3 separate regions of the Homo sapiens genome follow, and all the other regions are linked to region 2. Evidence: chromatin contacts called from ENCODE Hi-C or POLR2A ChIA-PET data. All regions are on one chromosome and are shown on one strand. The core of a region is the stretch at or near the end of the contact, and the rest is flanking DNA. Distances in the headings are between cores, read along the strand shown.

The links. A loop is a pair of places that touch in the nucleus more often than their neighbours do. ChIA-PET counts read pairs that join two places held with the same protein, here RNA polymerase II (POLR2A). Pooled maps may share reads with other maps.
Region 1: a loop to region 2 is called in a map of dorsolateral prefrontal cortex, with 4 times the contacts of the local background. The contact joins two enhancer-like sites. A Hi-C loop is called at or near these places in 8 of 168 maps with a recorded cell type or tissue (DLD1, aorta, ascending aorta and 3 more) and 8 of 50 pooled maps. POLR2A ChIA-PET finds 5 or more read pairs at or near these places in 4 of 52 experiments (B cell, MCF 10A, OCI-LY7 and 1 more).
Region 3: a map with no recorded cell type shows a loop between it and region 2 (7-fold over the local background). The contact joins two enhancer-like sites. A Hi-C loop is called at or near these places in 2 of 168 maps with a recorded cell type or tissue (dorsolateral prefrontal cortex and prostate gland) and 1 of 37 single-sample maps with no recorded cell type. POLR2A ChIA-PET finds 5 or more read pairs at or near these places in 1 of 52 experiments (naive thymus-derived CD4-positive, alpha-beta T cell).

The regions. Positions count from the first base shown.
Region 1 is chr3:72,172,707-72,177,626 of GRCh38, reverse strand. It overlaps LINC00870 (long intergenic non-protein coding RNA 870), which reads right to left. Exons shown (of 3, transcript NR_038221.1): 3 at 3,288-4,920. Among named protein-coding and RNA genes, the nearest start is that of LINC00870, 24 kb to the right of the region's middle. RefSeq lists enhancers at 9-58, 69-128, 1-497, 449-578, 1,169-1,278. Within about 2 kb of position 3,119, at least 2 of the 41 ENCODE cell types and tissues checked have a DNase peak (open chromatin) inside an H3K27ac peak, as active enhancers do.
Region 2 is chr3:72,230,281-72,234,848 of GRCh38, reverse strand. No RefSeq gene overlaps it. Among named protein-coding and RNA genes, the nearest start is that of LINC00870, 81 kb to the right of the region's middle. Within about 2 kb of position 3,233, at least 2 of the 41 ENCODE cell types and tissues checked have a DNase peak (open chromatin) inside an H3K27ac peak, as active enhancers do.
Region 3 is chr3:72,267,264-72,271,841 of GRCh38, reverse strand. No RefSeq gene overlaps it. Among named protein-coding and RNA genes, the nearest start is that of LINC00870, 120 kb to the right of the region's middle. RefSeq lists enhancers at 1,523-1,772, 1,635-2,834. Within about 2 kb of position 2,226, at least 10 of the 41 ENCODE cell types and tissues checked have a DNase peak (open chromatin) inside an H3K27ac peak, as active enhancers do.

The DNA of each region.
Region 1 (4,920 bases), core at 1,870-4,369, 57 kb after region 2:
GCATAGCTCAGAAGGAGACCCCGGGATAACAAAAAGGCCTGCACGATCCCCAGCCTGACCATCAACAGGGACCTGCCATGGGTCAGAAGGGACCTGCCCACACATGTCCGCATGTCCTCTGCGGCTGGGGAGGAGGAGGCAGGATTCCTGGCTTCCCTCCAGGCTCTGCAACCACTTCCCCTCCTCCCTCTCTCCTGCTATTAAATTTAGGTCTCTTTCCGGAATGTTCTAAGCCTTTTTAAAGGGAGCAACACACTGTTCCTGCGTTGGCTGTTACCTCTGAGAAACCGGGAATAAATTGCCAAGTAACTGCCGATGGCTTTGAGCCTGGACTCTGGGCTCGGGATCCTCCTAGGCCCACCCCTGGGATGAGTCATCGTCAGTCGGAAGGACCTCTCCCTCCTAAGACCCCTGAGCTGCTCCAGGCGCGGCTGTAAAAGCTGGCCTCGGCATGGCCCCTGTCTCTCCCCACGCCTGACCGCCCTGCTCCTCACCCCACTGTCCTCTCCCTGATGTCAGCTCATTCATTCCACCGGTCTCTGTCACAGATCCCAACAGGCTCTGCCTGTGGCAGCTGCCCCTCACTCCTGGGCAGGCTGATCCCACCCTAACGGTTTCCAACAACTGCTGGCTTTGCCTGAGGGTCCTCTCTGGCTGCCCCAGCCAGCCCAGCCCCTGGTACAAGCCAGGCCAGAAGTTCCAGGGTGTTACCCCTCCAGTCCCCAGCTGCCCTCAGCCATGCCTGGTGGACACACACCCCAGGTCCAGTGCCCCTCCATGGGGATAGCTAAGGTGTGTTTTACTCCCCATGCTGCGGACCCCAGTTCCCCACAGACACACCCTGTAGGGCTTTTTCTCCCTTCCTTGTCTCACTTCCCCTCTCTTACTGGGTCACCTAACCACTTGCACAGACATCTGCGCCAGTGGGAACTCAACCTTGAGAGCGCCTTTCAGAGGCTTAACACATATTCATGGTGAGCCAGGTAACTAACCACTTGGGCCTGTCTTACGAAAAGAGGTGTGACCGCAAACGGACGGATCTGACCCCAGACATTGCAGAGGTCAGCCTCACAGACACAAGGGCTGCTGAAGCACTACTACCAAATTTGCAATTCGCTTTTAAAAGATTTGAGTTCCTACCATGGGCCAAGCAGTGTGCCAGGCTCTGGTGATACAGGGTTGGGCAAATTAGACAAGAACTTTCTTTACTGGGGTATACCTGCTGGTGGAACTATCCAATGACTAAGACAAAAAAAGTCAATTGTTTAAGTGTTATGCAGAGTGTAATGTGTTACTTTAGGTGCTCAGGGAAAGTCATGTTTAGGCTGAGCTATGAATTATACAAAGGAGCCAAATGGATAAAGGTAAGACAGATGGGCCGGGCGCGGTGGCTCATGCCTGTAATCCCAGCACTTTGGGAGGCTGAGGTGGGTGAATTGCTTGAGCCCAGAAATTCAAGAGCAGCCTGGACAATGTGGTGAGACACCGTCTCTATAAAAAATGCAAAAATGAGCCAGGAATGATGATATGCACCTGTAGTCACAGATACCCAGGAGGCTGAGGTGGGAGGATCATAAGCCCAGGAAGTTGAGGCTATGGTAAGCCATGACTGTGCCACTGCACTCCAGCCTGGGCAACAGAACAAGATACTGTCTCAACAGCAACAGCAACAACAACAACAACAACAACAAGACAGGAGATCACAGATAGAGGGAGCAAAAGCATGAAAATGGGAAGCTTTCTCAGAGTGCTATGAATGGAGCGGCTTCCTGGAAGCTGGGCAGTGACTAAGGGCAGTGCCTGGTACAGAGTGTAGGCTCAACCTGGTCTTGGGATTAGGGCAGAATTCTCTGCGGAAGTAAGGAGACATAAATCTGAAGAATCAGAAGGAGTAATTGAGGACTAGGAAGAGAAAGAGACTTCCAGGCAGAGAGAACAGCATATGCAAAGGTCCTGAGGCTAGAGACTGCCCAGTACATTTTGACTGGCTAAACAGGAATTAAGGGGTAGAGGGCTCAAGATGAGGCTAGAGGGGTAGTGTGATTGATAATCTTATTGTTCAGCAAACGTTCACTCTTCTCCCTGCCCATTTAGGGAAGAGGATACTTCCTCTGCCCCACCAACTTGAGGCTTGTCCTTGTGACTTGCTTGAGTCAATGAACAGAAGCAACTACAACATAAGCAGAGGCTTGAAGTGTGCAATTCAACTTGGTCTCTGGCATCCCCACTATTCGCCATGAAAAGAGTATACTCTGGTTAGCAAGTGAAGCAGATTGAGGTCGATCCTCAGCCTGGAGCTAGCTGAACCGTACAGTCAGTGGAGAGAATCGATAGTTATTTTAAGCCACCAAATGTTGAGGATGATTGTTACATAGCATTATTTTGGTAATAGCTGACTAATACAAGTGGGTAGGGAACCAATCCTGAAGGGAGGCCACTAAGAAGTTATGCAGGGAGCGCTTGCTACCTGCGCAGATTGGTCAGCTGGGTTGGGAGGTTACTTCTATGCAGTTGTCCTGCAAAGATGATGTAATGCAGATAAATGAATGATTTATGGGAAGCTAAAAAGTTGCCTTTGGGCGAGATCAAGGAGCCAGGCTGCTGAGAATAAGCCTTCATATGACACAAATCCTAAGCTTGGCTTTCCTTATCAGTCCCAGGTAAAAGGACCGTCTGTGTGCATGGTCTAGGATGTTTAGTGTGAAGTCAGGTCACGCTGTCATTTCCAAGGTGAACTCCTTATGGGCAAAGATTTAACTGTGGACAGAAGTACAGATAAATATGCTGACAGAAATGAAGAGAAGATGAGTCAAAATGGAGGCATACAAACTCAGGGAATAAAATGTTATACCTTTCAAAGTGACAGTGGAAGGCTGACCACCATTTCGGCTCCTCCCAAAGGGGCTGCTGTCCCTTGAAATACAAACTCCCAGCAGTATCGGTGGTTCTGGAATGGGAGCATCTGTTCTCCAAGGGAATTACAGGACAGAGCAGGAATCTTCAGTGTGGGGAGGAGACAGGGGAAAAGAGGTGGGGTAGCTCAGACATGATCAGATGGGTCACTGTCTGGGACAAGCCATTTACAAAGACTATGTGAACAAAGTCAACCTTGATCTGGGTTGGCAGCTGGGTGGTGGTGGGGGAGAGAGTGTTATGTACTCAAAAGCCAGGGCTTCTATGAGGACATTTCCGGAAAAGTTACAGCCTTCCCTTGTCGGCTCTTGGAATAACTAGATTTCCTTCCTCATCTTAGAAAAATGCTTCTAGAGTCAACTGATAGCAATTGAAACAGTAGAAGTATCCAGTTTTTATTAAAATCCTGCTTTCATTACAGCTGCAAGGGATGGATCTAGAACTGATTTATGGAGCTTAGGGATTCTGTGAAGTCATACTTGGCCTTCACAGCAGGAGAGAGAGAAAGACAGAGAGAGGGGGAAGCAGTCAGAGGATGTAACCTCTCTACTCACTTGGGATGAAAAAGCTCCTTCTCTCTCCAACATACACAGGCACAGACGTCCTCCCAGGGGAGGTATTGTGGCCTGACTCTCACTTTGGGAAGATTCTTCTCCTGCTGCCATTTAGGACCAGAGCATGCTTTATCTCCAAAGGCTGGGCCCCTGTTTTATGCCTCCAGGGCAACACTCCTGGACTCACCTTGTTAACCTGAGTATCACACCATTCTCTGTCTTGATGGTAGAACTAGAGAGTCCTGAGGCACAGATGCTCAATTGCTCAGGTAAATCAAAAGGTCTCATATACTCAGCTTGGCAGAGGCTCAGAGCATGAACCAATTACTCCTCCCTTTATTCATGCAACACATATTTATCCATTATCTACTATGTGTCACTCATTGGAGCTACAGAGGTGAAGGCACAGCCTGACCAGTGAGAACAATGCTTCTCAACACTTTTGATGCCACAGCACATACTGAAAAGGCTCATTTTATAGGACATAACTCTGAGATGCATGGTAGCATTTCAGAGTTTCTGTCTCTTTTCTCTACTTTACCTTCTTCTGTTACCCTTGCTTTGTATGGACCACATCCCCAAAGGAGGGGGTGGCAGCTATTAATATGCCAAAATCCATATGGGTGGTGAACATGTTAACACTGAAAAATTCAAAATAATCGGAATGTCCATCTTAACGGAAGCAGATCCTGAGACAAAGATTCAAGTGCAGTTGTTACTGGGTTGGGGTTGTAGACAGCCCCAGGAGGGAAAGGAAAAGTGATATGGAGAAGGACAGGCAGCCAATCAAGGCAGGTAATTAAGCCAAGCACTACTGTGGGCAACTGGAGCTTGTACCCATGGAGAGAGCTCTGGGATATAGTGTACAGCACACACCTGAGTTGTCCCACCCAATGGGCAAGGGAGCTGGGGTATTTACACACCAGTCCCCCCTTAGTCATTGGTCAAGAGCTATTCCTGGCAGATGTTAATTCTATGGCAGTTTCCCCTGCTGAAATGATAGGCAGCATGGCATTCTGCAGATCTGAAACGAGACTTTCCACTCAGAAATGCAGAGCTGGCAGTGGAGTTTGGCTGGAGCACATAGAAATGTTAGAGATATGGGCAGGGCATGGACAGATCCTGCTAGATGCATCAGTGGGGGGTTAGTAAAATATTTGATAACACATCCTTCAAGCCCAGGATAATGTGGAACTATATTCATTGACACAGAAAAGTGCTCAGCTACACATTATTGAGTGAATGAAAGCAGCATAGAGAATATCCAATAGAGTTGGACCATTTGGATTGCCTATTTTTCTCTGTGCGTAAATGTGTCCGACACACTGGAAGGCAAGGCCAGGACCAGGGTGAAACAAGCAAGGCTCTTGCTTTGGGATAAAGTCTAAGGAAATGTCAAAAAGCTCAGTAATCAAGATAAATATTTCAACACAATATTTAAAAAATATCAACA
Region 2 (4,568 bases), core at 1,984-4,483:
CCATAGGCATTTCTTTTTCAAAAACTATTTACGTGTCACTTTTCATCTGTTGCTTTGCTCTGTAGTTTTTTGGGTCCATGTCAGTTTGCAGCTAGGTTCTAGAGCCCCTCAAGGGCAGACACCCTCTAGTTCTGTCTCTCCCACAGCTACCCCGCTAAGCCTGGCATTCTCTTCATAACGCAACGATTGTTGAGAAAGCAAATTCCAGTGAGTCAGGTTCCTCTGTTGGCCATGCAGTTGCTTCTGGAGGGAATTTGGCTGAGTGTTGCACTGCAGAGGCCAGAGTGGAATTTCATTCCCTGGACCCGGTTAATGAGGTTTGGCAGAACTGCTGCTTACAGGCTGAAGGAGCACCATTCCCTGGACAAAGGGAGGAAGGCAGAGGAACTGGGGACCTGTGAGGGAAGAATTTCCATGGGCCACCATTCCTCAGGTAGCAGGGTCATTGCATTCAAAAGCCCAGGCAAATCGATGGTTTTCTCTCTCCTGCTTCTCTCTTTCCTGTGGTCAGAGAGTTATGGTCCCAGAATGTTGTTCTGTGGGAAGAGGCCCAGTCATCTCTTTCTCTCTCCTCAATCCCATTTCTTCCCTTCTTTTTACCTAGGAATTGGGCTGTCTCTCTCTCTTTCTCTGGTTGCATTTCACCAGCTAAGGAGTTGCATTGGCTTCTGCTCTCCTCTCTTGCTCACCTACATTGTGAGGTAAGATCTGAGTTGCAGGTTTGCTTTGGGGAATCTTGTGGGCAGGGTTCCCCAAATGCAGACTCTGAGATGGAGTTTGGGGTGCAAGATGTTTATTAGGGATCAAGTCTTCTGAAGGGAAGGGGAAGGAAAGAGGATCAGGAAAAGGGAGAAGTCAGACTGTAGCACAGGCCTGACAAAGCCCCAGGCTCAGCCAACCAGCAGGGGCAGGGAGCAGGGAGTGGGCATCGCCTGTCACTGTCCCCTTGCTGGGCTGAAATGGCCTGGCCTTTACACCCTGCCTTACACAGTGACTAGGTGTGAGCTGCCTGGGTGAAGCAGGACCTCAGGTCAGGACCTCTGCAGCTGAGGCTGCCTCTGAAGGAGCTGACAGTTGAGGCTGCAGCTGTCCATATCCCCACAAGGCCCTTCTCTAAAGAGTGGCCTCTGCATGAACCACAGACCCTGCAGCAAGGGCTTGGGTACAAGTAGTTCACGTGGGAGGTGATCCTAATGATACAGGAGGGGGCAGGAAAGTGCTGGGTAGAGAAGGGTAGGGTGCTGGTGAAGGCTCCACCCAAAGGCCTGTGCCCATGGACATAATGAGGACAAGCACTCCTGTTGTGGTGCCCAAATGTTGCATTTTCCAAGACCACTATGGCCTGCCACGCCCCCCATCCTGTGCCCATATAAACCCAAGAGACCTTAAGTGGACACACACACAAGTGACTGGATGTCGAGAGGAACAGAGGAGCGGAAGAGCATACTAACAGACACCAGCAGATGCTGGCAGGCCATTGATGGCGGGAGGACATGGAATTCAGCAGGGGGTGGTCGGAGGAAAGTCTAACTGCTGGGAGGTCCAACTCCAGGAGAAGACCACCTTCCCACTCCATCCCCTTTCTGGCTCCCCATCCATCTGCTGAGAGCTACTTCCACCACTCAATAAAACCTTGCACCCATCCCCAAGCCCACATGTGATCTGATTTTTCTGGTACACTAGAGCAAGACCTGGGATACAGAAAGCCCTCTGTCCTTGTGATAAGGCAGAGGGTCTAATTGAGCTGATTAACACGAGCCACCTGCAGAGGGCAAAGCTGAAAGAGCGCACTTTAACACCCACCCATTGGGGCTTTGGGAGCTGTAAACAACCCTAGACGCTGCTGTTGGGTTAAAGCCCAAAAACGCTCCCCACGACCTGCCCATCTGCATGCTCCCCCTAGGGGTTTGAGCAGTGGGGCACTGAAGAAGAGAGCCACAGCCCTGTCGCACATGTCCTGCCAGGGTGATAAGGGAACTTCTCCCATTTCACTAACAGGCACAGTGAGGGAGTGAGGAAGTGAAGAGGGAAGGGAGGGAATCAATACAGAGTGAGTTAATGAGCAGGTGACTGCTGGGGGCAATGGGCTCAATCCCATGGGGGACCTCTGGGACACCGCACAGGACACAGCACGGAGCAGTGAGGAAGCTGAGGCACAGATCCACCAACTCCACCTCGATCCCTGCTCCAGATATGGCCTTAGGCAGAGATGGGGAAGCCTCTTAGGGCTTCTGCCTCTGGGGGCCTCTGGGGTGGGGCCCTGCTGCAGACCTGACAATAATTAGGCCCAGCCGCTTAGGAAGAAGCAGTTCTCTATGGGCAATGACCTAGTTTACCAGCATTCTTTGCTTTGAGGGGTGGAGCCCCTGCCTGCTTTAGCCAACATTTTCCTGCTGTTCTTGAGAAGGCATCTTTCTCAGAGCCTCATGAAGTGGAGGGTCAGCAGCATGGGCAGGATTTAGGGATGCATCATGTCCAGCTAGATCTTTGCATATGATAGACTCCCGATCCCAGCCAGCATTTCAGCAGGCAGGTGAAAGACCGGGAGAGCCTGGAGGACAGGCATCGAGTCTGCCTCAGCTCCTCACATATGCACGTGTTCAATCAGTGTCTGTGGCTGTTAAATTCTAAAGTAGAGGCAAAGAGGAGGGAAGACAGTGGCATATAGTAGGGAGGAACCTGAGTACATCCTTCAAGCACCACTCGTTACCAAGACTTCATCCTGTCCCTTAGGCTAAGCTCCTGGTAAGTGTCCCAGCCCAGAGGTGAGGCAACACTGAAGCCCTGTCATCCTGCCATCGTGAAACAGCCCGTGTTTATCAAATGCTTGCTGTGAGTGTCTCTCAGTCCTGTTGCTTTATGTCTTCAGCGTTATCAGCAGCCGCATTGCCATTTTAAAGATGAGGAAATGACGCCCAGGGAGGAGGATGAGCTTGTCCATGGTTGGACAGCAGAGGTGGGATTTGAACCCATATCTACCTGATATCAAAGCCAGGGATCCACCCACCCAGGCTATATTTTGGAGAGGAGGCAGATAGGAGATGAGGAAGCAGTTTGGGGCCAAGGGGTGAAGAGAGGAGAAGAGGGCTGGGCAGCAACAAGGTGCTTCTCTCAAGAGCCTTGTGTTGCCAGAACTTAGTCCAGTGTTTCTGGCCAAGCCGTGAGCTCATCTCATGTGAGGATTAGAAGCCAAGGCCGGTGAGGGTCATGTTCATCACTGGCTGAGACGAATCCACTGTGGGTCAAAGGACCTATTGTTGGTGAGGGGCACATGAGTCATGAGCCTGACAGACTGGCCAACGCTTCTAGCTATTCTCTTGAAAGAACTCCTACTCTGCAGAGGAGATAAAGGGTCCTTGGTCAAGGATGAAGTCCTCCCAGAGACCCCAACCCTCTGTCCCCTGGTGCTCCTCAGCTCCTGCCCCTTGCCCTGCAATCCCCCTGATGGGGAACACAACTTCTTTCTCACTCCTCACAACCAGAGTCTGGAACTGGAAACTGTGTTGTCTGTCTGCCTCCCAAGGCTTCCCACGGTTCAGCCAGCCTCATTAAAAGAGGGGAACTGAGGTAAAGTGAAATAAAGCCCTCTCCATAAATGTTTCATTTTTATGAGGCCATTAGCACACTAATCTTCTATGGGGTTCTGCCAGCACCTCATATGCACAAGATTCTCAGCCAGATCCCAGGAAAGGGGCCAAGATGCAGGAATGAGTTCTTCCCTTCCCCTGATTTTGTAAGTGTGTGACTTGGGGAACTGAGATGTGATTGAGAGAGTGAAAGAAGGAGACAAGGCTACTGAAGGAAGTGGTGCTGTTGTGCAGGGAGTGAGGCAATGAGAAACTCCTGGGGGAGACAAGGCCCAGGGAGTTGGCACCAGGGTTGTGTTCTGAGTGGGAGAGCCTGCCAGATTGCACTCTTCATGCAAAGCTGCCAGGGCTGGCTGGCACACAAGACCCTGCTGTGGACAGAGGGGCAGTGACCCAAGAAAATGGGTAGAGGAGAAGGGAGCAAAAGTGGCATTTATTGAGCATTTACTAGGGCCAGACCATTTATATTCATATCTCATTTAATCTTCAAATAATGCTGGGAAGGATTAGCAGAGGTAGTAATAATAGTAGTAATAGAAGTAATGGTAGTAATAGAAATAGCTATCGTACTTCCTTAGTAAGCTAGGATGTGATAAGTATTTACCATGTACCTAGCACTGTGGTGTTCCTTTGATATGCATTTAATTGATCAGTTTTTCCCAGGACCCCATGAGAGGATTCTCTGGGTTTTTCAGATAAACCCAGAACAACCAATCAACCTGAGTGCACTCTACTTTCCTATGACAACTCCAATAGTGCAGCATTTTAGAGAGGAGAAAACTGAGGTGCTACAAGGTTAAATGCCTTGTCCAGTGCTCCACAGGACAACCAGGGTTTGAAGTGAGGACACCTGACTGGGTGCAGAGTCCCATCATATCCACGCTGCCTACTCATTTAGAGGAGGCGCTGCCTCATTAAAAGCTGGCACTATCACACCACTGTTATAAACATCACTGACCCTGTGGTGCTGGGGTTAGCAAA
Region 3 (4,578 bases), core at 977-3,476, 38 kb before region 2:
GCACTTTTTATTCAGAGCTGATGAATTCTTGAGGTTTTCTGGGGTTCTGGGACCCAGTTCACTTTGCTTCCCATTGTTTCCCCTTTGTCTTGGTTCAGCTTTCAGCTTTGATACATTAGTTCATCCAACCTGTTTTCAGCCTCCAAATACATACATGCACACACACACACACACACACACACACGTATGTATTTGGACATCTCTTCTTGCATTTCTCCCTTTTCTTTTTTACCTTGCAGGCTTATTTATGACTTTTTAGAAATTTATTTGCTGGCATGTGAGTTATTCTCAGGAAGGAGCAGAGAACAGTACATGTTTTCTCTGCCATGCCTTGCAGGAAGTCTCATTTCCTCAACGCGTGAGATGGGCGTTGGGTCAGGCAGAAGCGGGTTCCCATCTTGGCTGGGCTCCTCTCAGCTAAGTGGCCTTGGACAAGCACATTGACCCCATCTGAGCCTGGTTTCCTTTCTAGCCTGGCCTCCCTTCAAAGTAAGAAGAGTAAAGTGGGATGATAATGAAAATAGACCACAGAACTCGTGGGCAGCGCCAAGCTTGGGCCCAACATAGGTGGCTGGGGTTAGGCTCTTTGAAGAAGCTCCTCAAGCCTGCATCTCCCAGGGTCTTCTACAACTTCCTCAGCTCCTTGTCTCCCTGCCTGCCTCTCTCACAGGACCTCAGAACCCATCCAGCAGTCTAAAGGGGACACATTTTATTCCATCCCTGCTTTTCAGCAATTCATTTTCTCTAGGGCTTCAGAGCAAAAACTGCCTCTTCTTTCTGCCAAAGGGCTTACCAGCCCACCCTTTCCTCCAATAGCTGGATTTTGTTTAATTTTTAATTTTTTTTTTGAGGCGGAGTCTCCCTCTGTTGCCCAGGCTGGAGGGCAGTGGCGTAATCTCGGCTCACTGCAACCTCTGTTCCAGTGGGTGTCATGTCTCATGCTCCCGAGTAGCTGGGATTACAGGCACCTGCCACCATGCCAGCTATGAATACCTGAATTTTAAATCCTAGATTGCACTCAGTTTTGATGCCTGTTGCTCCCCATCCCCAGCCTCACCTCTGCCCCGCACACCTACTCTTTTTTGACCCATTCTAGCCAAGCTCAGAGAAAGGCATCTTCCCCCAGGAAGCCTTTCCTAAGTCTGTCAGCCTTCACAGAGGTCCCCCTCACTCTGTGCTTCCTGTTTTTAGGCAAGAGCAGTGGTCCACGGTGCTTAGGTGTTTGGGTTCTTGAATTTGAGTTTGCATCTCGGCTCTGCTATCATACCTACAAGCTGTGCTACCTTGGGCAAATTACTGCACCACTCTGAGCCTCAGTGTCCTCATGAGTAAAACATGAGTTAATAATAGGACCTAACAGTCTCTCATGAGATTGTTCCAGAGATGAAATGATGTGACACACATAAAGAAAATGCAGTGGTTAGCATATACGCGTAAGCACTCAAGACAAGTTTATTACAATGTCTATGTCTGCTGTACTTTGATTTTGACTTGCTTTAACTGCCAGGCTGTATCTAGGGGTGGGAAACTTGTCTTCTTCCTTTTTTTTAATACTTTGCAGCCCCACCCCAGTGGCCCGGGATGTCGTCACGCCCCGGAGCAGGAATCCAAAGATATTCTTGCCTGCTAGTCTTGCATCATCCACGGAGTGACCTTGAGCAGGTCATGTCACTTCTCTGAGTCATTTTGCTTTTGGCAGCTGGGAGACAAATTCCTGCTGAAGTAAGCAGAAAAGAAAGTGAAAAAGAGACTGCAGCTTTTCACAAATGTTTCTTCCCTTCTCTCACAAGTTTATTCCCCACCAGCCCAGCCAGAGATTCTTGTTATCTTAGTTAGATGGTACCCTTGGGGTCTCTGGCTCTCTCTGGCTTTTAATCCTGGCTTTACATTAGAATAAACTGGGGAGATTTTAAGGGTCTTTATGCCAGGGCCTAACCTTGAATCAAGGTGGCTGGAATTTTAGGACATGAAGTTGATGTTAGAGGTCTTTAAAAGCTCCTAGTGAGGCTCATGCTGCTGGCCTGTGGTCCGCACTTTGAGTAGTGAGGCTCTAAACAACCCTCTTGTCCTTCCAGGAAGCATCTATCGGGCATCTGAGTCAAGTAAAAGGTACAATTTCCTTTGACAAAGCTCATCCTTTGATCATTGGGTTTCTCCAAGTATGGGGAACTCCCTTCCTCCCAAGGGCCACATTCTGTTGTTTCACAGTGGCTCTGATGGTCAGAAAGTACTGCTTTCCATGTGACTACAGCCAGCATCCTGGAATTTCCATTCCTTAGTCCTTGCTGAGGGTGGCTTAGGCTGGCCCAGGGAGGTCACCATATATCCACGCTAGCCTTCATCTGAATGGCTCTGTCAGGGGTCACACATCAGGGTCACTCAGAGAGCAGTGCTGCAGAGGCACTCTCATGGGTTTCAAAGAGCCCCACCATTCAAAGGCCCTGGTTCCAGAAAAGAGGCCATCCTGCTAAGCGGCATTAGTCTAATGTTTTCCGAATGCACCTCCACTGGAATTTTCTGGACAATGTGTTCAAAATAACCCACTGAATCAGAATCTCCAGGGGAGGATCCAGGGAGCCTGCTTATTTTAACACTGCTCAGGTGAGGGTTATGATCAGGCTTATGCAAAACGCCTTTAAACTGATTGGATTAGCTAACTCTGGCTGCCGAATGTTCCAGGGAGCAGTTATAAGATGGGAAAGAACCTGTGGCTTAGTGAGGGTGAGCAGGTGGGAGTAGGGGTGTCCAGGCCTGGGAAGAGCTCACATCTGGGCCTGGGCCATCAGCAGGTGGTCTCCCAGGATGATGCTGGTGTGTCGCTGTTGTAGCAGAATCCTTTACTCCCTCTCTCCCTGGATGAGTTCTTTTCTTTCAACCTTATCAGTTCTTGGGAAGAAGAGGAGGCAGAAAAGACTATTTGTATCTCACTCATGCCTAGAGAGTCCTGTTCTCTGGGAAAAGATTTACTCTTTCAGGGTCAGTTCTCTGATTGGTTGGTTTGTTTCTCAACTCCTGCAACAAGAAAATTCACCCTTAATTGAACAATACAGTCCTCTGTATTAGTGTGCTAGGGCTACTATCACAAAATGCCATAGACTGGGTGGCTGACACAACAGAAATGTATTTCTCATGATTCTGGAGGCCAGAAGTCCAAGTAAGGTGCCTGCAGGTTTGGTTTCATTTTGAGGCCTCTCATCTTGGCTTGCATTCGGCCACCTTCTCACTGTGTCCTCACATGATCTCCCCTCTGTGTGCATGCACCCCTGCCTTCTCATCCTGCATTCAATTTTCCTTTTCTTATAAGGACACTGGTCAGATTGGATTAGGTGGATTAGGGCCTGCCCTACTTTGAAGGCCCTATCTCCAAGTGCGGACAGTCACGTGCTTTAGGGCCCACTTATTTGACCTCATTTAATCTTACTACCTCTTTAAAGACCCTATGTCTAAATACAGAAACATTCTGAAGTACTGGGAGTTAAGACTTCACCGTGTGAATTTTTGGAGAAAAATTCGGCCCATAGCGTTCTCCTAGGGCTTTGTAAGTGGGTGACTGATGACAACATTGAGAGGGAGACTGGGAGGAGCAGTTGTTAAACAGGAGTGGGGAAGAAACAAAGAAACAGGGGCTGGAATGCACAACCCCATTGCTGTCTTGCTTTGGTTACCTACTTGTTTTTATTTTTGTTATTATTATTTTTTTGAGACGGAGTCTTGCTCTGTCACCCAGGCTGGAGTGCAGTGGCAAAATCTTGGCTCACTGCAACCTCCGCCTCCCAGGTTCAAGTGATTCTCTTGCCTCAGCCTCCCGAGTAGCTGGGATTATAGGATTGCACCACCAAGCCTGACTAATTTTTGTATTTTTAGTAGAGATGGGTTTCACCATGTTGGTCAGGCTGATCTTGAACTCCTGATCTCAGGTGATCCACCTGCCTTAGCCTCCCAAAGTGCTGGGATTACAGGCGTGAGCCACTGCACCCAGCAGCTACTTGTTTTTAATTTCCAGACTCTCCTGCTCAGTTCTATTAGTCTCTGAGAGTATCCTGTTCTTGTTTAAAGGATATGTTATCTTTTCTTTCTGAGGAATTTTTTTTTTTTTGAGACGGAGTCTCGCTCTGTCACCAGGTTGGAGTGCAGTGGTGCAATCTCGGCTCACTGCAACCTCCGCCTCCCGGGTTCAAGTGATTCTCCTGCCTCAGCCTCCCGAGTAGCTACAGGTGCACACCACTACACCCAACTTGTTTTTGTATTTTTAGTAGAGACGGGGTTTCACCATGTTGGCCAGGATGGTCTCGATGTCTTGACCTTGTGATCCACCCCCCTCGGCCTCCCAAAGTGCTGGGATTATAGGCGTGAGCCACCACACCCGCCCGGAGGATGTTTTTGAAAACCTTCTTCTGCTTCTCTGTTTCTCCCTTTTAGTCTGTTTTGGTTTCTGTGAAGGTGGAAATACTGTTCACATGTCTAGGGGGATGCAGTTGTCTGAAAAACCTGTGGGTGGGCATTTTTTCCAAAGAGTCCCTGATATGGTTTGGCTGTGTCCCCACCCAAGTCTCACCTTGAATTGTAGCTCCCATAATT